Regions from separate parts of the Homo sapiens genome. Here regions 1 and 3 are each linked to region 2. The links are chromatin loops, found by intact Hi-C in ENCODE. Cell type or tissue: endothelial cell of umbilical vein. All regions are shown on one strand.

Region 1 (8,000 bases), 320 kb after region 2:
TGATTAACAAGTGTTAAACTAGCATCTTGACTTAGCAACTGCTAAAATTCATTATAAAGTCAAAAATATATTGTGACATCCTACATACACATCAGACTCTTTTCTCTCTCTCTCTCTCTTTTTTTTTTTTTTTCATCTCTTCCTCTTCACCAGGAAATCTCAGGCTTTCATTTACAAATGACCATGTCAAATCTGTTGATGACAGATTTAGTGCCTAACAGGAAGATACTCTTTAAAGAATGCCAGGAAGTAACAAAGTAAGTTGAAAAAGCAAAATTCTGTATTTTGTCAGCTAGGAAAGGATCAGGAAACTGAGGGCTTTGAATCAGTTAATCCATTTTATTCCTGGTTTTGCTTTGTTTGGAAAAATAGAATCTTTTCATTAAACCTTTGTAGAGGCTTATTAGGTGAGGAAGAAAAATAAGATTTGAGTTCCTCCTTTATGTGAAGCCTATACTGTCTCACCACTTTCTCCTGTTTTTTAACATCCAGACCTGTCTAGAAAAAGAGCAGAGTTCCTTTTATTTGTTTTAAATAAAGAAATTAAAATAGCTGCAAAAATCCTAATTCTTGACCTACAGCATTTCAGAAAACTTTTCAGTCGATGATGTCCCGCAGTTATTTTAAGTCTGTTTTTGCATGCTGTGTGTCTGTGTGTGCACATCTGCACACATGCACACCATAACCTCATCTCATTATATATACAGATGTATTATCTATACACCCAGAGATTTGTAGGCTAAAAAATGCTTGACCCTAAATGTATTATCATACTTAATAAGTATTTTGTTTTGCCTTATATAAGATTTGAGGACAGAGGTATATTATATGGTATGTACAGAGAAAAGTAGTATAGAGAAAATTCCACTTTCAGAAAGAATCAACTTCTGTGGGGATATTTATATGTTTATGTTTCTGTCTCTGTAGGTATAGATACATTTCTTATTTATCTGTGAATATAAATATGTATTCATGGCATCTATCTTAAAACAGGACCACACAATAACATACCTGGCATATTAACAGCTTATGCCAGATAAAGATCAGAATTCCAAAGGGTCAGAGCAAAAGCACAAGGAATAATACATATTTGATCAAAATTCACTTGTAGACTAAGAGTTGATTGGCAGAGAACAAGCAATATTAAGCACTCAGCTCTGCTCAGAGAAACCACAGTGAATACATAGCCAAGAATACCATCTGTTGAATATGAAATTCTTGGATCAAGACATTATAGATACATTTCCCCAAACAGCAGGGACAGAAGCCTTTCTGGAAACAAAATCACAATAGAGTTGCAGAAAGGTGAAGTGAGAGAGAGGCAAATAACTGTTCTCTGCATTGTGGGGAGCAAGTTCTCTTACTGCTAGTGTGGAGTGTGATTAATTACATGGCATGGTTCACGATGGTGGTAGTAAATAAACATACAGCAGGTAGTCACCCTGTTCGAATAATTTCTACATCAGTACGTCAACTGCTAGCTATGGGTAGATCAAAATCTTTTTACTCATTGTGGTGTCTGCACCTTTTTTTCACACTTGGAATTCATTGTGTTCCCTGTCATTCATTATGTTTTATAAAGATAATAGAATGATGGCTGTGTGATATTCAGTAGGAAGATTTATATGAAAAGGTTGATGAATGATACTATTCTTAAGGAAAAACTCAAATACAATGCTATGCGTTTATATTTGGATCTGATATTCTCAGAAAAACCATGTTTTTCTGTACATTAAAATAATACCTTTACTAGAATGGACCTGCATCTTTTTTAGGGAACCAGTCTGGTATCTAGAGATAGATAGTTGTTGACATGGAAAGGATCTGTGTTAATGAGAAGAGACATAGAATGGTGGGCAGGAACAATGACACAGTAGGAGAAATAATAGTGGATACACAGCTGTTAGTGAAAGGACCTCCATTCCTTTAATTGCACACATTGAGAAAACATGGAAACCAATATGAAGGGAACTAAAATGTCGATTAATTCAGAATTTCATCTTGTCGCCGTTTTTGCATTCAGACGAATTACATTAAAACATTTTATTTTTACTTTGGAAAGTTCTATACTTTAGTTTTCTGGAGCATCACATATTAATAGTGGGATATAATCATTATTAACATGTAGTAGGTGCTCAATAAGTAGTTAAGGGAAGAAATATAATGATCATACAATAAAAGCACTCCTTTAAATGCTTTTATTTATTAACTCATTTAATTCTTATAACAATTCTAAGGAGTAGATGCAGTTAGGATCTCTAATTGTTTTTGTAAGGAAACTAAGGCAGGTATTTTAGGTGTAATGCCAAAAATCACTCAGTTAGTAAATTGATTCGAAATTGGAACCCTTTCTCCAGATTCTGTTTCTATCTACTTTGCTATATTGTTTATTCAAAAAGCCATGGTACCTTTTGAATGTGTGTTTTTAGGCCCATAGTAGACATTCATAATGAGATTATTTGTCTCACATGTTTACACAGAGCATCCATTGGGGACATTGTTATTATCTATTTAGAGGATAATAGAATTGCTTCTGTTTGCTTCTGTTAATTTTCTGTTAATTTTGGGAGATGTATATGACTTTAGGTGTCCTGTTATCCTGTTAATACTTCTATCAACAGATTACAAGCTACGTGAAGAGCAGCATAGTTATTTGGGTGAACTTGAATTTATAAAACAACTACTTAGAGAAAGTTTAGTCACTTTTCCCTTGGCTTTCCCTGGGCCTTTCTTTATATCTCATACGTCATAAATTTTGCTTTGTGTTGTATTTGTATACACCTTCTCTCTCCTAGGCCTCGTGAAGGCAAGAGTTATTATTTAATGGCCTTTATAATTTCAACTACCACTGGTAAAACATACATAAGTCAAACATATCAGTAATAATTACCAAAACTAGCAATGAAGAGAACATCTTATATTGTGATTTTGCCTAAAAACATTATTGCTGAGTCTTTTAAAAGAGTGTATTTGTTTTTTTAAAAATGTCAAACAAGTGCATCTGCTCTCTTAGAATTTCTGTATCTATTTCTGCCGTTTTTTAATGTAATCAAATTATGAGTCATCTTTTAAAAATAAGTAACCGTAATTCTTTTCACCTACGTAGTAGAGTGTAATAAAAGCTCCAAGAATCTTAAATGTTTTCAATAATAATGTTAAAATATGTTTTTATGCTTTAATTATTTTAATTACATGTTACAGTATATCATGTGTAACACCTAAAAATATCTTACACTTTAGGTATTCTATCTTTACTTCCTAATATGGTGTGTTTGCACTACATTTTTTGACTGTTTCAGGCATGCTATCTTCTAATTCTGACTCAGTCAGAAAATAGCTAAGAGCACCACTTGTTTGCTTTAGATAAGTGAGTTTCTGGCCATTCATCACCTCTCATACTGAAAATGACCACACTGCAGGGACATTGTGTTATTGGCAAAAGTTGGCCAAATTACATACCAGTAGGTATAATTGGACTATGTCTTCAAAACATTATGTTTATATTATAAACCATAAAAATGTTACAGTTTACAATGAACATAATATAATATATTTTAGGAATAGAAAAAGAATTTGTAATAAATACAGAAAAAACACATATGCCTTTTAAAGGCCACCCTGCTATTTTAACAGTTTAAGGATTTTTGGATACTTTACCAAAATATAAAATGCCAAGAAAATTTTTTTCTTATTTTTTTAATTTTTCTTGGCATTACTTTTGTGTGAAGCTGGGTAAGATTGTAAATTAATCTCTGTACTGAAAAGTGCTATATTAGATGCTGTATATAAAATGCTGTATATTAGATGCTGTTTATATAGATATAAAATATCAAAAAGAGTTTAAATCATAACCATGTTTTAATATTAAATTCCCAGTGTAGAAATATTAAGGCTAAATTCAGAATAGTGACATATTTACGTATGTTTTCTTACTTGAGAATTTCTAAAGCCATTTATAAAAGCTCCCTGTAACAATTTTCATTTTTTCCCCACAATTTTACTTAGTGATGCTCTTTGAATAGTAACTTTAGGTAATGGAGAAGTAACATTATATTCAGAGAACCATCAACTAACTCTCGAAGTATTACGACAAGGAAAAATCCGCAAAATCAGCTCTGTTAATGAGCTCAGCATTTTAGCTTTCAAACATTTCCGTCGAGTACATTTGCTAATTTTCTTTTACAGGCCCCAGATAACTTAGTAAGATTTTTAGAGTGGCTTGTCAGATGTAATTTGACCTAATAATTACCCTTAAAGATGTGATTAAGAAACACCTGACTCAGATGTCGTGTACATAGGCAAACCACAAGTCATCACCCCTTTCTCTCCTTTGATTTCGGTGGCCAAATGCCAAGTCAGCAGGCTATGAGAACTGGCCTTCAGGAATAACCTGCCAGTTTATAGCTTATTCAGGTCATTGTACCTATGCCAAGTAGGCCTAATGAGAGAGGATCCTTGGAAGTGTGCAAGCATTAAATGTATACATGGTTCTGAAAGACTTTATGAAAAAAAAGGAATTCTTTTTTTAGAAAATGTTTATTTTTAATTTTTGTGGGTACATAGTAGATGTATACATTTATGAGGTACATGAGATATTTTGATACAGGCATGCAGTGCATAATACTCACATCTGGGTAAATGGATTATCCGTCACCTACGGCATTTATCCTTTGTGTTACAAACAATCCAATTATGCTCTTAGTTATTTTAAAATGTTCAAATAAATTATTTGACTATAGTCACCCTGTTGTGCTAGCAAATACTAGGCCTTACTCATTCTTTCTAACCATTGAAAAAGGAATTCTTTCCCCACAAAAACCTTGTAAACTGTCTTTAATATACATGCAAACAAATATTTGTAAAAAGGTAATTCAATCACAAAGAATATTTGCAGTTTCACTAATTCGGATATATAATCTAAGGATGCCAAAAATATTTTTCTTCCTCTATAACTCAACATCAACTTTCATATATTTTGATCATTGTTTTTTAATCTTTGAAGTTCACAAATTGATGAGAAGCATAGTATTTTTTAAAGATATTTCTTGACTATTTTTTTCTGTTCTAAAATGTATTGACTAATGCTTAAGTCAATAGTTTAACTCCATGTCTCCATTACAGAATACCTATGAAAAGTGTTATTTAGATGCATTTTTATGCCTCCTCAAAGCTCATGATGTATCTACATTTTTTAAAGATACAAAACTGTTGTAGTTAAAAGCAACTTTATGAAAAACACTTGATGAAGTACATTAATAATTTGTCTCAATATAATGAGTATTTTGAGTGAGATAATGATTAGTCATTTTCAACATTCATTTCTAGCCCAGTTCATTTTTTAGACTTTCCTTCTCCAAAAACTTTTCTGGACATGTCTTTATTATATCCTGTCACCAAAACCTAAAGGTAAGTTTCAGAGCTTGCTGAGGAGTTATGACCCACCATGGGAAATAATGAAATGCCTTCACTGACTGATAGATGCATCCAAACCTATTAAGAATATCAATGGAAAATATCAGATGCATAACTTAAATTAGCTTTAAAGTGTGCATTTTTAGCATTCATATACTTCTTACCTGTAAAAGATATTAAAATAGCTACATGACATATATATGTATATATGCTTATTGATTTGATTTGTGAACTTTTATAGAAATATATTAAAATATAAAAAATGAGAAAATATACTTTTTAATTTGAAAAGGAACTTGAATTCCTTCCTGTGATATTAATAAAATGAAAACAGATTAATGTGGAAAATTGAATTACTTAAGTTATCCTAAATATCACCTGGATTTACAGTGATTTTTCAAACTTTTATTAATCAATAATTGGTTTAAGGTCTGTATTTTGAATGAACCATACTATTATGTATTGCAAGATGAAAAGGATAGCATAAAAATGAATTTGATGAAAAAGAATTTTATATCCTAGTTTAATTCCCACTAATCTTCTATCAGTTATTGTGAGGAACATTTACTGAACCAAAGCATAATATGTAATTATACATAAAAATATATAATTCTCACTCCACTTTGACATTTGTGAATAAAGTTTCCACTTAACTCAAGAATTTTACAACTTAGAAACATAGGGAGTGAGATTGTGGATTTATATAATTAAAGAGTAGAGCTAAATGCTTGCATGATTAAAGGAAATGAAAAATTAGGAGTATTTTTAATAGTTGAATTGTGAAATCATAATCAAGCTCAATCTGAAGTACGATGATTTCCATTCTGGTGGTCGTCTGAGTAATTTCTTGTCTGATGGAGTAGCTATTCTTCCCCCACGCACGTGTTTAGATTTTCCATATATTTTACATTTTGAGAAATTGCCTAATTCCCTGTTTGAAGAAGTGCCTGGTACAATGTTGATGTGCAATAGGATTTTCTTATGAATAAGAAAAGTAATCAACAAATATTTTCTATATATACATAGTCTAAAATGTACGTATTTCTATCTCTAAGAAATGAGATTATTCTCTTCCGTATAAATATAAAAGGTAAATGTCAAAATCTTTATCTTTGTTAGCTATGAAGTTGAAATAATAAATGAAATTCAAAGAACCTGCTAGGGATAGACGTTGGGGAAGGAAAAACTGAGGAATTAGAAAAAGCTACAAACATAAGATCAGATTCTAACCTATCAGCAGCGATAACATTTTTATTCTCCAGAGAGAATGGGTTACATTTCTCTGAAACTATTTGTTGTATTAAAATCTCAGAATATTACCATTGAAAGGGCTCCTAGAGATCATCTAGACCAATGGTTCTTAACTGATGTGAGGTTATGAGATGCTTTGTGAATATGGTGGGGGTTAAAGACCTTTTTGCTGGAAAATTACACATTTGCCCAGAATCACGATTTTGCACACAATTCTGCATACATTTCCAGGAATTCCAGTTTAATACAGGCAACCTATAGATGCAATTTAAGAGCCTCTAATTATTCAAAGTTCATTTTATAAATCGGTTGAATAAACTAGAGACCTAGAGAGGGACCAGCCTCTCTAAATCTAATTACATTGACCTTTCCTATCTCTCCAAGTTGTTTGGCCATTTGCACTGATAATGTTTCAAAGCAATCACCACTTTATGCTTAGTTTGTTCTCATTTCTATGACTGGATGGAAATGTGTGGGAGCAATTTCCACTTTCTACCAGAGACTGGTCCAGTTCTAGTACACAATTTTGTCTTTATATAGACGAAAATATTGCATTCTGTCATTTATCTTGTATCTGTGAATGACCATTTTAAAGCTTTGTCTGAACCAGGCTGTCCCACTTCTGTATTAAGAGTGTGCGTCTGCATCTATCCACCAATGAATAATGTGCACAGATAATGTGCAGTAGGGAATCTGTGGTCCAGTGATGGGCACATGGATGATGTATCCTTATTTCCCTCAGATATTGCCTGGTTTTTAAACAGGATAGAATGGTGTTTATTGTAAACCACAAGGAATTATTTTGAATTTCCTAAAATAAGAGCTGTATGACAACTAAAAAATAGCAAGAACATCCATTTTCATTACATTTATTTCATTATAGTTTAAGGGGTATCAATAACAGCACTGTTTGCTTCCCTCTTGCTGTAAGCAGTAGTCAAAAGGTAAATTCTGTTGTTTGCATTACTCCTGTTTAAGAAGAAGCATAATGAAATTTGGTAGGGAGAAAATGACTTACAGCCTTCTTTCTACTTTTTTGTGTTCTTTAAAAATATACATCTCTGAGTCCATTTCTTGAGGCAGTAGAATACCATACAGAGCTAGGATTTTCTTGAACAACATAAGGCCCATATTTGTTTTCTACAGCCTTATTTTGAATTTATAGAAATAAAGTGCAAGGTGCAGTGAATTTTCCACACACACACACACATTACTTGAAAAAGACATTTGTTAACTTAAAACTTAAACGTAAGCTTTTCTTAAAAGCATCAGTGCAAGTATATCCACTACATTGCAAGTCATCTTTGGTTTCTCCTATAATCAATTTAATAATTCTT
Region 2 (8,000 bases):
TATTTTCAAAATGGTATTTTCTAGGCTTACATTTCAGTGTCTAATTGTAAATCCTATGGTGTAAAAAGAAATGCAAGTTTTAAGTATGCAATGTGCCTCTGTATTTACTGTGTTCTCTGATGAGAGTGTGAGCTGTGCAGGTGGGAAGAAGGGAGAGCTGTTTTAATAGCTGAGAGAATTGAAGAAGGCACCAAAGGATTTGAGGCAATAATGACTTTGGATATTCAGGTTGATTAACTGGTACTTCCTCCCCCACCTGTCATTAGAGGTTTACTAGAAGGCAGTCGGTTCTGTTTAGGCAATGCATCAGTCAAAGGGTGGGTCAATTATCTAACCTGCATATTTATAATTGGGAGGGAGCAGGGAAGAGCCAAATTCCCTTAAGACGGAGAAGGGAACCAAATGTGACGCCTGGTAAGAGACACTAGTGGGCTTAGATAAGACGTCACAGGAAAAGTGGCTGGGGACACTGTGCCAGACAGATCTCTCCCATTAAATGTAGGGAAAAAAAAAAGGAACTGATTCTGATGAAAAGCCCCCTCTAATTGCAAAATGTCACTGTGTTATAAGTGAGATCTAGTATTATGACGATTCTAAATTTAAGAGAATATTTGTATACAGTTTTAAGATATGCAACCCATCCAAGAAGGGTGGTGCATGCCAGAAATCCATCTATTTGGGAGGCTGAGGCAGGGGGATCCCTTGAGCCCAGGAGTTTGAGACCAACCTGGGCAACACAAGAAGGCTCCATCTAAAAAAATTTTCTTTGAATAAGACATACAACCAAAATTCAAATTTCTATTACTATTATTTTTTCTTTTGTAAGAATTCACTTGAAAAGTGATTTGATCTAACAAGACTTGTGGTGTGCTAAATGACAATGACACATAATCTGGAATTTAATCTTAAGACAACTGCATTAGGGGGTAGAAGGAAACACAGATTTTTAAATCCATTCAACTGAGATACTGGTGTATTTATAGGCATCATATAATAATGTGTTCTTTGTAGAAGTACTGTATTATATCAAATCTCAAACATATATATATATATATATGTTTATAGTGTGTATATGTGTCAGTAAGACAGTGTCCCATTTATATTTTTAAAAAGCAAGAACAAAGTATTTTCTATACTTTAGACATTATTTTGATAGAAAATTACCAAAAAGGATTTTCTTAAATGTTACATCTGATTTATTTGTATTATAGTTACTGTCATTTTTATCACAGTCTCTTCAAATTGCAATATTTTAGAATTAATCACTGTATTTTTTCAAGTTGCAAACAGATTCATAAAATGTACCATCCATCAAAAAATTTTAAAAGATGGGCTTACAGTTGTGAAAGATATGTATAATATCAAAATTATTACTCATCTCAAATATTTGTTGAAAGAGTTTGACCCGTTGGTATAAACCTATATCTGATACTTTTTTTTTTCTTAATGTCACATCAAGTTCTTAAATCACTAGTGGGCTGTAAATAACAGCCATTACAAATTCTCATAGTAATAACCTGTGGCCACTGAAGTCTTAGTATCTTTTCTCTGAATAGCTAAACTCAGCGTGGTTGCACATTTAATGATTCAATAGCAGGGTATGGATTTGTGAAAAGGAAATATAAAATGTATTTCCTGAATATGGAGTCTTTGTTCAGTATGTTGTCAGGTAAGAATTAGCGGTCTACAGTCATCCACTTTAATCTATGATCTAATCGGAACTCAAGAGCTAAATAAGAACACGGGTGATTAGACCTTAGTTAGTAGGGACCCCTAGGGAAAATTTCAGTGCCACAGGAAGTGATGCTAACGATTCATCAAGTGGTAAACTTGCCTCTGAGAAATTAATGAAGGGGCAACTTCACAGCCCGGGTATGTCTGTTGGATATTTCAACCAATCTGAGTTTTGCTAGCAGAAGTTCAAGGTACATTTTTAAGACAGGACAGAGATGGTAACAAGAACTGTGACGGTTTGTTCATAAAAACCTGGACTCTGATGAAAATCTTCCTTTCATTTGGGCTAGGAATCTTTAGTAGCTCTGCCAACAGTCAGGAAACTCTTAGTCTCCCAGAGGTACTGAGTGGAAAAGCGTTTTAGAATTTAAGTAAAATAGCAAAATCAGATCTTACTAGTAAGGCAGAATGTAGTGCCTACCTTGCAATTTAGAACACTGAATTAGAAATTTGAGAGAATTAAACTTTTCAGAATAATAAAAAATTCTTTGTACTGCTTATCTTCTGAAACAAACATCAATAGAAAGGAAAATTCAAGCCCTGTTCCATTAAAACCATTAAAGGAGCTGGCAAGATTGCAGTTTGCAATTTGTGTAACTTACCTCCTATCCTTCATTATTACAGTTTTATCAGTTGAACATGATATTTATGTCTCCTTTGTCTGAAAACATTGTTTAATAATTTTAATAGTCATTTTACCTTAAAAATGTGATACTCAGAATCAGAAAAATTCAACAGATTAATTTTAATAATTTACTTTTTTAGATAAAATGTTCTCACTCTATGTAAATGTATAGCTGCCATTACAATAAATTTAATGTCATGCATCAATCAATTGATGAGCCTTTAAAGATCTAGCAGTTGTATCTTATTTGATCTCTTAATTTATTGTTTAATTCAATAACTAAATGTACCTTTACTAAGCATATTGGCTAATCCAAGTAGTATGCATACATCTTCCAAGTAGTATGCATACATCTTCCAAGTAGTATGCTTTCACTTGCTTATTACTGGAAATGTCAGAACTTTTAAGAGCGGCTGAAATTATGTCACCAGTAGAAAGAAGGTCGAGTGGATAGCCTCAGCTGTGAAGCATTTGGTTCCTTTTCAGCTTCCCTAGTAAGCTCCATTTGCAAAGGAGATATGAACAGGAAGACCTCAGTTGGCCTGAATCTGAGATTAACCCCCTGTGATTCAGTCCTGCTAAAGCAGGAAATTGGACTTAATAAATATTGTAACTTAGTGAAAGTTTTAGAGCAGGAGATTTTCAAGTAAGAGAAGATACTTTTAAGACAATATCTTGCTGTTTTTATCACCAGTGAACTTATTTAGCCAGATGACAGTGTACATGTACATTTTCTGTCTTATCCATGACTCGGTTTTAAAATTTCAATTATTATCTTGCTATTTCCTACGTATCTTTAAAATCAGCTGGAAACCTTTCTTAGAATTGTGTTCAGCTACACAAAAAGTAAGGACCAACAGATGATGCTATTTGTAGTGAAAACAATTTGAAATAAAGCATAATTTTAAGCTAAATTTCTTCATGGAGTTATTGAGGATGAAATCAAGTCGAGGAGATGATACTTTCAGGTGGCTTTAAAACTGTATAATTTTTACAGCTGAATCAATCTAATATAGATTAGCAATGATTGTGTTTCCACTTCCATACACTATTTAAAATAATTGAATCTAGTGAGGAACATGGATCAGGGTCAAATAAATGTTTTCATAGCAATTATTGGCAGACATTTCCTTTCTGATAAGTTTCTCCAACATAGAAGTAGAGTTTGGATCTAGTTAAGTGTAGATGAGTTGAGTCGTGAGTTTTTCTGATTTTGAGAAACCACTTGCAGAGTTGCAGGACTGTAGGCACCAGGACTTCCTGCACGCAGCTAGTGTAGAGCCACATCTGCCTCCAGCTCCTGCTGACTTGGCTGCACCGCAGCCCCCTTAGGCCCTGCTGCCAGATCAGGTGTGGAGACACTGCAGAGCTGTCACTCCGCATGGTTTCCTGCAAGTCAGCTATCTCGTTCCCATCTGTGTTGGTATTCTTTCCTAGCTTTTTTCACTGCTTGCCTGGCATGCATATATTTATCCGATAAGCCTCAATTTGGCTTTAAGACTTGCCTTCCCAGGTAGAGACTAAAGATGAAATTTCTCCATGCATGTATCTTCCTTTTAATTGTGCTTGTAGTTAATACTTAATTCTTAAATTTGAGATGTTACTGTTTTAAGATACACTCTATCATGCATGTTAGCATCCGTTTACATGTTGTCTATACTATTTTGAGGATCTTAATGCATTAAGATCCACCCTGTTGTGAGTTTTGTTTGCTTTATGGTGTAAATAAGAGAAAATGAGATTACTTCAGTATATAAGGACTTTTTTCACTTTATGTTTATCTTACATAATTCTTTAAGCTAAGAGTTTACACTGTTCATCAGTTTTTACTTTTTAGAAGGAACTTATTCAGATAGCTTTATTATTAATATTCAGATGTGCCATCCTGCAAAGTCAGGGATGGATTACAAGGTGTGATACTTTTAGTCCATAAATGGTTTTTCTATAGCTAGAGCTTGATCCTTTGTGCTTTGCACCATTAATTGGCATTTTCAGCTATATTCTTGATTATGCAGCTAAAATTTAGCCTGAAGTGGCCAATCCCGCAGGCTTTGTACTTGAAAAACACCCATTGAATTTATTAAGAGTGGTGTACTCGTAATGGCCATTGGAACAGGCTTGGTGGGTATCCTGAGTTCAAAAATGAAAGGGCAGATGACTCAGGTACACCATGCTGTGATTAGAGAGCTATGAACAGCTTTCTCCACTTGCAGATTAACATCATTTCATGCTCTATTTTCAAACAAGTAATATCTGTTCTAAAAGTAGATTCCACCAGTGCTACTAACGTACCAAGTTCCAGTTGTCCTCACATGAAATAGTCCATCAGGTTTTCTTTTCCTTCAAGGAATAAATCATTATTGCTTTCATGTATTTTGGCAGATTTCCTTAGTTATGGGAATGTGGTTTGAAATGGTTTATGACTTCCTGCTTCTAAACAATAAGAAATAGCTTGAGTGTCTTGGCCCTATTACCCAATATGTTTGTTATGGAAACTGTTTGGGGTGAAGTAAATGGAAAGAGAAATATGAAACTCAGGTGGGAATTGAGTGCTAGCTGGATGATAGCTTGTACATTTCTGCCTTATAGATTCATTCACTGCAGTAACAGTAACTGAATGCCTACATCATGCTAACTACTCTTCTAGCTTAGAAGTTATAATTAAAGTTATAATATGTGCTTCCAGATGATTATAAGCTGGAAGCCTGCCAAAATTCCTATTAAGTACATAGGAATGAAATGCAACTTCCCCATTAAAAAACTGGAAAATTGAACAAAAAAGTCATTAAATAATTTTCACCGTGTTCCATTTGTTATAACTGAAGTTACACAAGAACCACATTTTGAAGGGGAAAACAAGATTGTCTTTCATTTGTCTTTTAAAAAAACAACCATATACACTATATGATTTATTATGAAAGAAATTTTGCAAAATATAAGCAACCTTACTTTCTGTAACTATTTTTTTCCCACCACAGAACACCACGAGTAAGCAGGCAGTTTATGTTTGAGCTGTGACAATTTCAAATGTGAACACTAGATTAGGTCTTCTTAGTTCTGGGAAGGTCACACCCTAAAACTTATTTCTATTGGGAGCTAACATTTCCTTGATAAAATAAGTTACCTAAGTGTTCTAAACAGGAAATAAGTGCTATTTGATCTATTTATTTTCACCAGATGGAAATATTCCTCCACATTTCTTGTTTTTAATTTGTGTTTCTTATTTTGAACGAATTCATAATTTTGCCCTAGCTACATAAAAATGACCATATTTGAACCAGTTCTAGATCTGACAAATGACTGTTGTTAAATTAGGATTATAGGGAAACTCAGAAGTTGTACTTCATTGTCAACAAAACAAAATAAGACTGTAAACATAAGCCCTTGCATTCTGGGACTCTATCCAAACGCATTCAGCAATTTGGCTGTGCCCACCTTCAGAAAAGCCATAATTTGATTCTAGGATCTGGGTACCATAATGCAGTCAGAGGATCTTAGCATTCAATAGGCACTCGTGGGGGCTGGGGGTTAGAAGTTGGTCAGTTCTGTTTCCTTGGCACCTAAAATCTATTCTCCTCCTGGAGCTCTTTGCTGCTCACAGAAAAGAAAAGTACACAATTTTATACATAAATGTGATTTTTAAATTTTGTTTTGCAAGAAGACTCTCAGATTAATCATTCCAGAAAATATTTTGTAACTTTAAGATTTTAACAAATCTGAAATTTTCTTTAATGATTGCAGACACCGGGAATCATAAATAAATAGGAAATTATCCTCGGTTATTAACTGTGAATGCCTTTTTATTTCATAAAATGCTTTATGAAATTTTATCATAAAATCATAAAGGTAACGTAAAGTGATAGAAGAAGAAGGGAATATAGGAATATAGATAGCCTTTTCTTTCTTTCTTTTTTTTCTTTGAGATGGAGTTTTGCTCTGTCGCCCAGGCTGGAGTGCATTGGTGTGATCTCGGCTCATTGGAACCTTCGCCTCCAGGGTTCAAGCGATTCTCGTGCCTCAGCCTCTTGAGTAGCTACAATCACAGATGCCTGCCACCACGCCGGGTAATTTTTGTATTTTTAGTAGAGATGGGGTCTCACCATGTTGGCCAGGGTGGTCTCAAACTCCTGACCTCAGGTGATCCGCCCGCCTAAGACTCCAAAAGTGCTGGGATTACAGGCGTGAGCCACCGCTCTCAGCTATGGGTCACCTTTTCTTGTACACTTCCATAGGTTCTGATTTTGTATAACCAACCTGAAACATGTTTCAATGCCAACACTAAAATGAATGTATTTAGTTAAAACTCTTTGGTTTCCAATATGAGAAATCAGCGGAAGACATTTTATGCTAAAGTTGGGAATACATGGGACCTAATCTTCAGAAATGGATTGGAAATTCAAGGCCATCATGTGTATTCTGTCTCCCTCCCTCTCTTTCTCTATCTCTTTCTTTGTTATCTTTTTCTTTTCTAGAGGTAAAGCATGGCTGACAACTTCATAGTTCCTGAATTAGCCTGTTATATGCCTGTTTACCTACAAAACTGCTACTGTGTTTGGGTGGCTATTTCAAATGCCAGGGAGAGAAACTCTGGCTCAGCTTGGTTAAGAGTTGACTCTTCATTCCATCTGCCATGCCTAGAAGAGAAGAGTCATGAGGCAGGAATATGCCTTCTGAAGGACTGTGACTCTAGCAAGGCAGGGATTTTCTCAAGGAGCTATGGATAGGTATCTTTGAATAATAACAGTGGTAATGATAAATAAACACTTACTGTGTGCCCAAAATTGTGCTCAGTATTTTACTTATGTCATCCCATATACACAGCTATTAGTAAAGTGCTGTAAGTTTTTAGAAAGTGTTTTTACATGTATTATCTTGTTAATCCTAACAATTCCTTTATCAAATAAATGCTATACTTTCTATTTTATTTATTTATCTAATCCCTTTTTTTTGTGAGATAAAGTCTCATTCTGTCACCCAGGCTGCAGTGCAGTAGCACAATCTCGGCTCACTGCAACCTCTGTCTCCCAGGTTCAAGTGATTCTCACACCTCAATCTTCCAAGTAGCTGGGACTACAGGCATGTGCCACCACACAACCAGCTAATTTTTGAATGTTTGTAGAGACGGGATTTTACTATCTTGGCCAGCCTGGTCTCAACCTCCTGACTTCAAGTAAGCCACCCACCTTGGCCTCCCAAAATGTTGGGATTACAGTCATGAGCTACCACACCCAGCCTACTTTCTATTTTATAGTGAAGAATTTCTTGCTAAAAGTTGAGTGTGTTTTTAAGTGAAAGAGCCAGAAGGGAAACCCATGATTTCTGATTCCTGGTTCAAAGATTTTACACTTGAAAGTGGTCTCCTTTCTGCAAGGTGTCAGCAATATAAAAGTATGTGAAACATGGTAGTTGATCAGACGAAAACACCTACAGCCCTGTATTTAGTGTCTGTTAGTAGCATCATGGACCTCTCATAATCATACATTGTGTTTTTCTTCTCTTTTTTTGGATAAACCTTCTATTTTTTTTTTCTTTTTCTTTTTTGGGAATGTATTGCTTAGGAATGCACTCAGCTGCAAGAAATAGATTCAACAGAGTGGAATGAGGGGTTTATGTTTTCCTTATACAAGACTCTAGAAGTCAT
Region 3 (8,000 bases), 180 kb after region 2:
CTAAATTCTTTATAGAGCCTTGATGAAGTGTGCTTTATATTTCAAAATCATGCTTCTCTACAAGGTATAAATTTTTACCTTCAGTGTCCTAATTGGCAGAACTAAGGTACATCAGTGGAAAATCTTTATTTTGTAGTTGAGAAATTGTTTTTCTAAATGTTCTATCCCTCAAGGATCTGAGGACCTCAAAGACTTGAAGATCAAAGATGGCATGATGATGGTGCATTCCTAGCATGGAGAAAAGTCCTAACATTCTCTGTGTACTTTGCCCTTAAAAAAATTATTTTCTAGATAAGTTGGTATTGATTAGTAAACTTTATGAGTAACCCAGGTTAAGAACATCACAATTGCAAATTTGAATTCTTACTACATTGGTGATACACGTTGAAGTATGTATTTATTTACATATTCATTCATTAATTTACTTATTACTAAAATATTGTTGAAATCTAATTTCAAAGACAGCTGCAAGATTCAGGTATAGACAACCTACCTAAGCAATGGAAGAGGTAGGTTAAATTTCTGTCTTGAGTAAGTGTTTTTTTTTTTTTTCCTGACTATGCTACTCTTTACACATTTCATTCTATTTTTATGAATATCCTGGAATACTTTTTGAAAATTACAGTTTGTTTTTCCTTTTTCCCTGGGAGAACATAGGGTGACACTGGGTGGAAATCAAGATTTGCTATGGGTTTGCAAAAACCTGCATAAGAAATAATTCTCTGAGTTTCCAAGGTAGTTTATTGGATATTATCATATTTCTATTTTTAAATCACTTTCATTCATCTTGAACCTCCATATCAATTCTGCTTCATTGCTGCCCTTTTCACCCTTGTTTATAACTTCAGTTATAAACTTCAGTCCTCTCTTCACCACCTCACTGCACCCTAAGCTCTCAGCATGATAACCAATTCACTCTCTTTAAATATGCAACAAAATCAATATATTACTGGTGTGCTAATTAACTGTCACGTGAAAATACTTTGCATATTTCATCTCACTTAATTCTCACTGCATTTTTATTATGTAGGTTTTATTATTTCACCAGTGAGCAAACTAAGGATTACAGTATTTAAGTGACTTGCTTAAAGTCATGCAGCCAGTGAGTGGCTGAAATGCAGTTTGAACAAAATCTGTCAAAACAAAACAAAACCAAACCATGTTCTTCCCATTACATCATGCTATATCTAGCCATGCCTTTCTTTCATCAGAGTGGTCTTAACCTCTTTCGCCTGCATCTCTTCACTGCTGGCCAACTCTTCCTTTAAACCAAACTTGTCCAACTCGTGGCCCAGGATGACTTTGAGTGTGGTCCAAAACACATTTGTAAACTTTCTTAAAACATTATGAGATTTTTTTTTGCTGTTTTTTTTTTTTTAGCTCATCAGCTATCATTACTGTTAGTGTATTTTATGTGTGGCCCAAGACAATTTTTTTTCCAGTGTGGCCCAGGGAAGCCAAAAGATTGGACACCTCTGCTTTAAACTTTACTGCAAGTTTGGTCTCTTTTGTGGAACTGTTGCTCACCACCTCTTCCATAGCTCTTTGCATAACACATCTTGGTACTAGCATATGTCATATTAGGGTCTTAAAAATTTATGTATCACTCTTCTTGCTCCAGTGTGGCCTCCGTGAGGGCAGGATTATTATTTTTTTTATTCCACTCAATATTGAAGGAGCTTAAGCTGGCAGTTCTTAAAGCCAAGTGATCTCAAAACTCCAGGACTCAAAATCATTTCCTGACAATATTAGGATATCATTTGCTCTTTCAATTCTCATTCTCATAAGTGCACAAAAGAATTTTCCTGAGGCTACATGCTCTGTGTCAGTGCAACAGATTGAATTCAGAGCGGATAGGATAATCCAGATATCCTCTAGTAAGATAATCATTCAAGAGATGTGCAAAAGTGTCAAATAATGTCATTCTTCTCACTTTTTTTAAATATAGTAATTTTCTATTAAAATATATTATTTTTGTCAGCATATAATGAATTTATTGTGACTATTTTCAAACATATATATAACTAATTATTTTAAAAGTGTTTTTATTTTAATGTTGAATATGATGAATATCAGCAGATATACCCCACATAAGCAAAAGCTCTTTAGGGTCCTCTATAATTTTTAAAGTGTAAAGGAGGCTTGAAAACCAAACACATAGGACCACTGACTAAATTAACCTCTGGCACCCATTAAATATTTGATTGACAAAACTGAATAATCAAACTAATAAACCAATCCAGTGGGGGAGACTGTAAATGTTCTAGTGAGGACTTAGGTTTTCCGTTATTTTACAAACTTATTCTAACAAACAACTGTAAGTCAGGAAGATAATGAGCAAAACTCATTGCACATATATTAGTTAGAATAAAAGTAAACTTAGAATATTCATTATGTCCATTGTGTAAAATCATGTATTAATTAAAATTAAATTGTAAGCAAATATTACTCAATACAATAGTCAACAGTTAACTAGGTATCCAGGTAGGTTATTAGCTTTTATAAAGGACATAGTGGGTTATGCTATTGTGGTTATACATTGTGAGATTTTTAGGGAGCAGGCTTGTGAAATTTAGAAATTTGAAATCAATTAAGCAAAATATTATACATTTGCCGATAGTGTTTTACAATGTTTTTAATGCAACTAAATCTTGAAATTTTAATAAAGTTGTCACCTAAGAAAAATATATCTCAGCTCCAGTTATGGAAAGCAACATTCTAATTGTCATGAAAATTAAATTAACTTTTAAAAAGAAGCATGTCATATTAAATAAGATTAATGAGCATCTTCAGTTAGAAGGAAAAATAAAATAATATTTTATGTATTTACTCTAGATTTAAGAAATTTTAAACATATGCTACTATTAATACAGCATACTTCAACTTTTCATATATGTGTGTGCATGTATATTATCTCAAATCCAATTGTAATATAATTCAGTAGCTTAGATTTACACCTAATTTTTAAATATTACTCACAAATTTCTTCATTGTATAATTGCTTATTAAAGCTGGTAATTTTAAACACTTTTAAAATTTAAAATTTTACTCAGTTGATTTTTACTGCCATTAAGCTATGCAACTTATTCTTTTAAATCTCAGGAATACTAGAAACACTATTAATGCCTAATAAATGAGCTGTATATAGAATTCATAATTATTCTTTTAACTCATTTATAATTCTTACTAATTTTCAAAAAATGCTTCAGGTCATGCCTACACAACGCTTTTTTTTTAAACAAGTATTCTCTATTTATTTTTTTTAATGTGGTCTCATTTATGTCCTGACTGATAAGCTCACCCAGGGTTTACATGATTATGCACTTTGTAATTTGAAAATACTGTTTGTTCTTCACTTTAAAAGGAAATCAGGCACTAGCATATCTGCAGTTTCCTGATTCCTGTGAAAACATGTGACATTCCTCCTTTGCAAAGGTTTCCAGATTCCTTCTCTCCGTGTTGCCAATCCTGCCGCCACCCAAGGCTGATCTTAATTCCATCGGGCCACAGTTAGTGCCAACAATCAAGGTGACCTCTCCACACTCCAGCCCTGCCTATAACATTATGGACATTATGATTATTAAAATGCCCTTTTTGACGATTATTCAGCCACTACTAGCAAGAAAATCTGAAATGTCTCTGCCTAAAGCATGGCCTCCCCTGAGGAATATGCTAGACTATCTATGGTTGCAGAAGCCCTGAGTATAACCATGACAGACTGTGGGAAAGTTCGAGAGTCAGACCCAGAATGAAAATCTCTGATTTTTCCAATTGTAAGAGAAAATTTACTTTTAAGACAGACCTTACTGATAGGATAAGGAAAACAATACTGTCATCAGGAATATTTATGCAGCAGGGGAATAATCTCTTCTCCTGTATCCTTACACCAGACACACCAGGTTTTGACAAATGTTTAATAACGTAAGCAGAGAACAGGGGTCCCACTGCCTAACTAAACTCCCTGTAATATATTAACATATTGCATATTAATGTTTAATATGTCTCTCCTACCTATCAAGGATGTGTTCTGTTGTTTTTCTCAACATCTATTGTTTTTTCCACCACAAAATCCACCCTGTTTGAACAAACTTCGCTGACTCTCCAGCTCTCACCCACCTCCCTCCCACCACACTGCCTTAGGATGTTTTAACTTCCCTTTCCATAAACTTTTTTTTTTCTTTTCTGCAGCAACTCTTTTTTTGCTGCCATTCTTTTATACACATCCTATCCAGTCTGTGAAAAGCAGTCTCTCTCTTGTGAATAACATTTACTCCTCTTGTATCTTTGATTTTAATCCCCAATTACCTCAGTATTTAACGCCTTATCTCTTTTGTGTGTGTGTGTGTGTGTGTGTGTGTGTGTGTGTGTGACAGAGTCCTGCTCTGTCACCCAGGCTGGAGTGCAGTGGCACGATCTTGGCTCACTGCAACCTCCACCTCCTGTGTTCAAGCATTTCTCTCCTGCCTCAGCCTCCCAAGTAGCTGGGATTACAGGCGCCCACCACCATGCTTGGATAATTTTTTTGTGCTTTTAGTAGGGATGGGGTTTTCCCATGTTAGCCAGACTGTTCTCAAACTCCTGACCTCAGGTGATCTGCCCACCTCGGCCTCCCAAATTGCTGGGATTACAGGCGTGAGCCACTGCGCCCAGCCTTACCCCTTATTCTTTTATCCCAGCTAAAGAACTCATTCCTTGAGGACATGAACCAATGCCTTCTCTGCTTACAGTTGCACATGGTCTCTGGGCTTATTTTACTAAGTCCCACAGCCTTGTGTTATCAGCCTCTTAATATCTGTACTTCTACCATGATCATACATTTTTCCAAGAATGGAAACTAGAAGAAGCCGACTCTAGAGTGGTCAGACCAATAGTGTTTTCCATGCGATTCATATTGTTTCATTGCTGTGACAGATGATTCCTGTCGTTTTGGGAAAAAAAACTTATTACAAACTCTTTATCGTCAGTGCACTTAATAATAACCACAAACTGTCTCTCCATCTACTACTTATTTTTATAAATCATAGGGATCATTTTCCCTTTGTTATTGTTACCAGGTGAAAATCTAACTCATATCGTTGTCCATACCAAATGCCTCATGGGGATGAGGGATGCTTTTATTATCCTGGTCTCTACCTTTCAAATACATCAAATGTATATTTCCTTCACCCAGAAATTGCAGTTCTCTACTCTATCAATTCTTGTATTTTATTTCATTTCTTAATTGTCATATAATAATTTATAGTGTACCTAGCGATGATTCAATGCATATAGTATATAGTAATCACATCAGAGTAATTAGCATATGTCCATCATCTCAAACATTTATCATTTCTTTGTGTTGGGAACATTCAGTGTCCTTCTTCTAGCTATGTGAAACTATATAATATAATAGTGCTATCTGTAGTCATTCTGCAGTGGTAGAGAACACTAGAACCTATTTCTTTCCTCCTATCTAACTATAATTCTGCATCCTTTAACAAATTTTTTCCTATCCCCTCCTCTGCCTACCCTTCCCAACCTCTAGTATCCTCTGTTCTACTTTTTACTTCCATGATTTCAACTTTTTTTAGCTTCTACATGTGAGTGAGAACATGCGGTGTTTAACTTTCTATTCCTGGTTTATTAGACGCTTTAAGATTCCAGCTTCATTTTTTGGAGTTATCCTTCTATGTTGTTTTGGTTATTTATAAACTCTGCTATTTATGAAATCATTTTATATTGCTTATTACATCTTAATAAATTATCAGTGTTTTTCTGTGTTTTCTGTGTATATATTTACTTTTTATAGTTTCTCATAAGTATACTTTTCATTACTTTTAATCTCTCCCAGTGCACTGCTAATTCATTATCCCATAATAATCTACCCTTCTTAAAGCCAAAGGAAGAATTTTCTATACATAAAAGTCTTAGCATATTAGCAACTCATATGCAAAAAAAAAAAAAAGCTATATTTCATGCTAGATGCAAGATCTGGCCACAAATTAAGAGCATGTGGATTCTCCTCCTTTTTGGTTTTTGGCTTATGAGATTCCCACATTTGCTTCTTCCAAAGACAAAATTCTGATCCCAAAATAATCACTGAGGAATATTTAAATGTACAAAAAATTAGGTTTAATTTTTTCAACTTTATTTTACTGAAATGCAGAGGTTTTAACTTTGAAGGGGAATTCAAACTTTAAAATATTACATGCAATATCAATTAATGTTTTAAGTTAAATACAAAATTATAGAAATTTATAGAATCCCAAGCAATGGTGCAAAAAGTATATGCTCAATAATATCAGTTTAAAATTAAGTTTGCTACTTTGAGTTGTTTCTTTTACATCAGAGGGCCTAGATGCTACATATGCCTTCAGAATTCTTTGATGTTAATCTCTTATGACAACCAATTAGTTTCCAAATTTCTCAACTCAAGGGCTGACTAATACTATTGCCTAAGCCTTAGGTGGGTCATGTTATTTTAACTAGATACGATGGCTAATCATAAGGAGTGTGTCAAAGACCAGAGGAGTTGAAAACTGGGAAATTTGGAGACACCCTGTCTAAACAGGATTAAGGCTAAACGAAAAGAATTATTGTTTTCCAAACCCTAATGATCCTTGTGATAGCTGCTTTCCCAAACATTGGGATTAAAGGTTAGATTCACATTTAGAAACAAGAATGCAAACACGTATTCATGAATAGCCCTGTCTTTAGAGAAAAATTCATCAATGTCCTAGCCCTTGTGTATCTAATACACTAAGAAACATATTTGTGTATGAAGTCACACACAGGAAAATTAATTCTCTCCTATATTTCATTTTTTTACATTACTTTTCTTCATAAAATACACATCTATTTTTGCAAGTTTATCTTCACTGTGTATAAAAGCTTTTCTAAAGAAACAGTTTAAGAGAAACATTTTTTATATATGATTTGCATTTAAATATAAACATACAAAGTTAAATATTTCTTTTAAAATAAATTCTAAGAGAAAAAAATTGTACCAGTGTTTGTTTTGCAGTGGTAGTATTGCAGAGGTTATTAAAACAACTAATCTTTATTAAAATTCAAATAATTTACTGCCATCAACTGTTTGGTATACAATTTAATTTATTTTTATAAAATTCTGTGCATTTATACTTTTTGAAAGTATACATAGTCCAGATTAAACCATGTCCACAAAAATATAATTAAAACATGAACATTTTAAAAACTTTTATTAGTTTGACCTCCTCCAGTATATAGGGATTCTGTTAAATTAATTTTTTTTATTAAGTTAATAAGTTGAAGTTGTTTTCATGTCAAAATTACATGTCCTTAGGAGGACATGAAAAGGAAGGTGCATTGTGAGACAGTTATATAACAGCTAGGTAGAGACAGAATGAGATGATAATCCTACTGTATGTTAGAAAGAAAATACATATCTATTTGGTATTAGAGTCATCTTATAGTTTTTTTCTGTTGTAAAAAAAAGTTATGCCCATATGTGAAGGTCCTGCCTAGTTAAAAAATGAGGATAAAATGGTGGCTCATTTTGTAGCAGCCAACTGGGTCCCTGGATTTGGAGAATCATAGTTGAAAGACTGTTCAAATTAACACATTTCAAAATACTAATTTGTTTAGATTGTCTTTGAAATTTATATAGATTCTTTTTTTAAAGAAAGCAAACAAACTCAGGGTTTTTGGAAATTGTTTTATTGGCGAGGTCTATGGATGGACACCATTGTATAGGGGCTGCTGATTTTCCCTTTACATATTTCCCCATCTCCCTTCCCCAGGTGTTGCTGCCATCACTACCTTTCCCTTCCTCCCCTTTCCTCATGGCAAGACGCATGGAAGAAGAGTGCTGTTAAGGCCTCTCCATTAATCAACAGGTATGGTGGTTCTCATGAAACAGTGTAGCTGCCCCTCTTCTGCATTCTCCATTAATAGTCTGTCTCTTACATTTACAAGGTGCATTCATTCACTACACAGAGCCTTCTATATGGAAGAATTGTTCAACTTGAGTTTATATGTTT

The links. A loop is a pair of places that touch in the nucleus more often than their neighbours do. Peaks named below come from ENCODE experiments on the same cell type or tissue, not always from the same donor. Only the 100,000 strongest peaks of a DNase experiment are listed, where the experiment ranks them.
Region 1: it touches region 2 in a loop (4-fold over the local background); 2 of 110 quality-filtered maps call a loop at or near these places.
Region 3: a loop joins it to region 2, with 2.1 times the contacts of the local background. A loop is called at or near these places in 3 of 110 quality-filtered maps.

Annotation. Positions count from the first base shown.
Region 1 is chr4:31,085,736-31,093,735 of GRCh38, forward strand. All of the region lies in intron 2 of PCDH7 (protocadherin 7), which reads left to right. Among named protein-coding and RNA genes, the nearest start is that of LINC02497, 81 kb to the right of the region's middle. In endothelial cell of umbilical vein, no CTCF peak of the experiment used is centred here; DNase peaks (open chromatin) are centred at 186, 3,336 and 4,326; H3K27ac peaks cover 2,859 bases.
Region 2 is chr4:30,765,610-30,773,609 of GRCh38, forward strand. All of the region lies in intron 1 of PCDH7 (protocadherin 7), which reads left to right. Among named protein-coding and RNA genes, the nearest start is that of PCDH7, 49 kb to the left of the region's middle. In endothelial cell of umbilical vein, no CTCF peak of the experiment used is centred here; DNase peaks (open chromatin) are centred at 2,932 and 4,732; H3K27ac peaks cover 2,737 bases.
Region 3 is chr4:30,942,360-30,950,359 of GRCh38, forward strand. The region is part of intron 2 of PCDH7 (protocadherin 7); the gene reads left to right. Among named protein-coding and RNA genes, the nearest start is that of LINC02497, 220 kb to the right of the region's middle. In endothelial cell of umbilical vein, no CTCF peak of the experiment used is centred here; a DNase peak (open chromatin) is centred at 3,462; H3K27ac peaks cover 325 bases.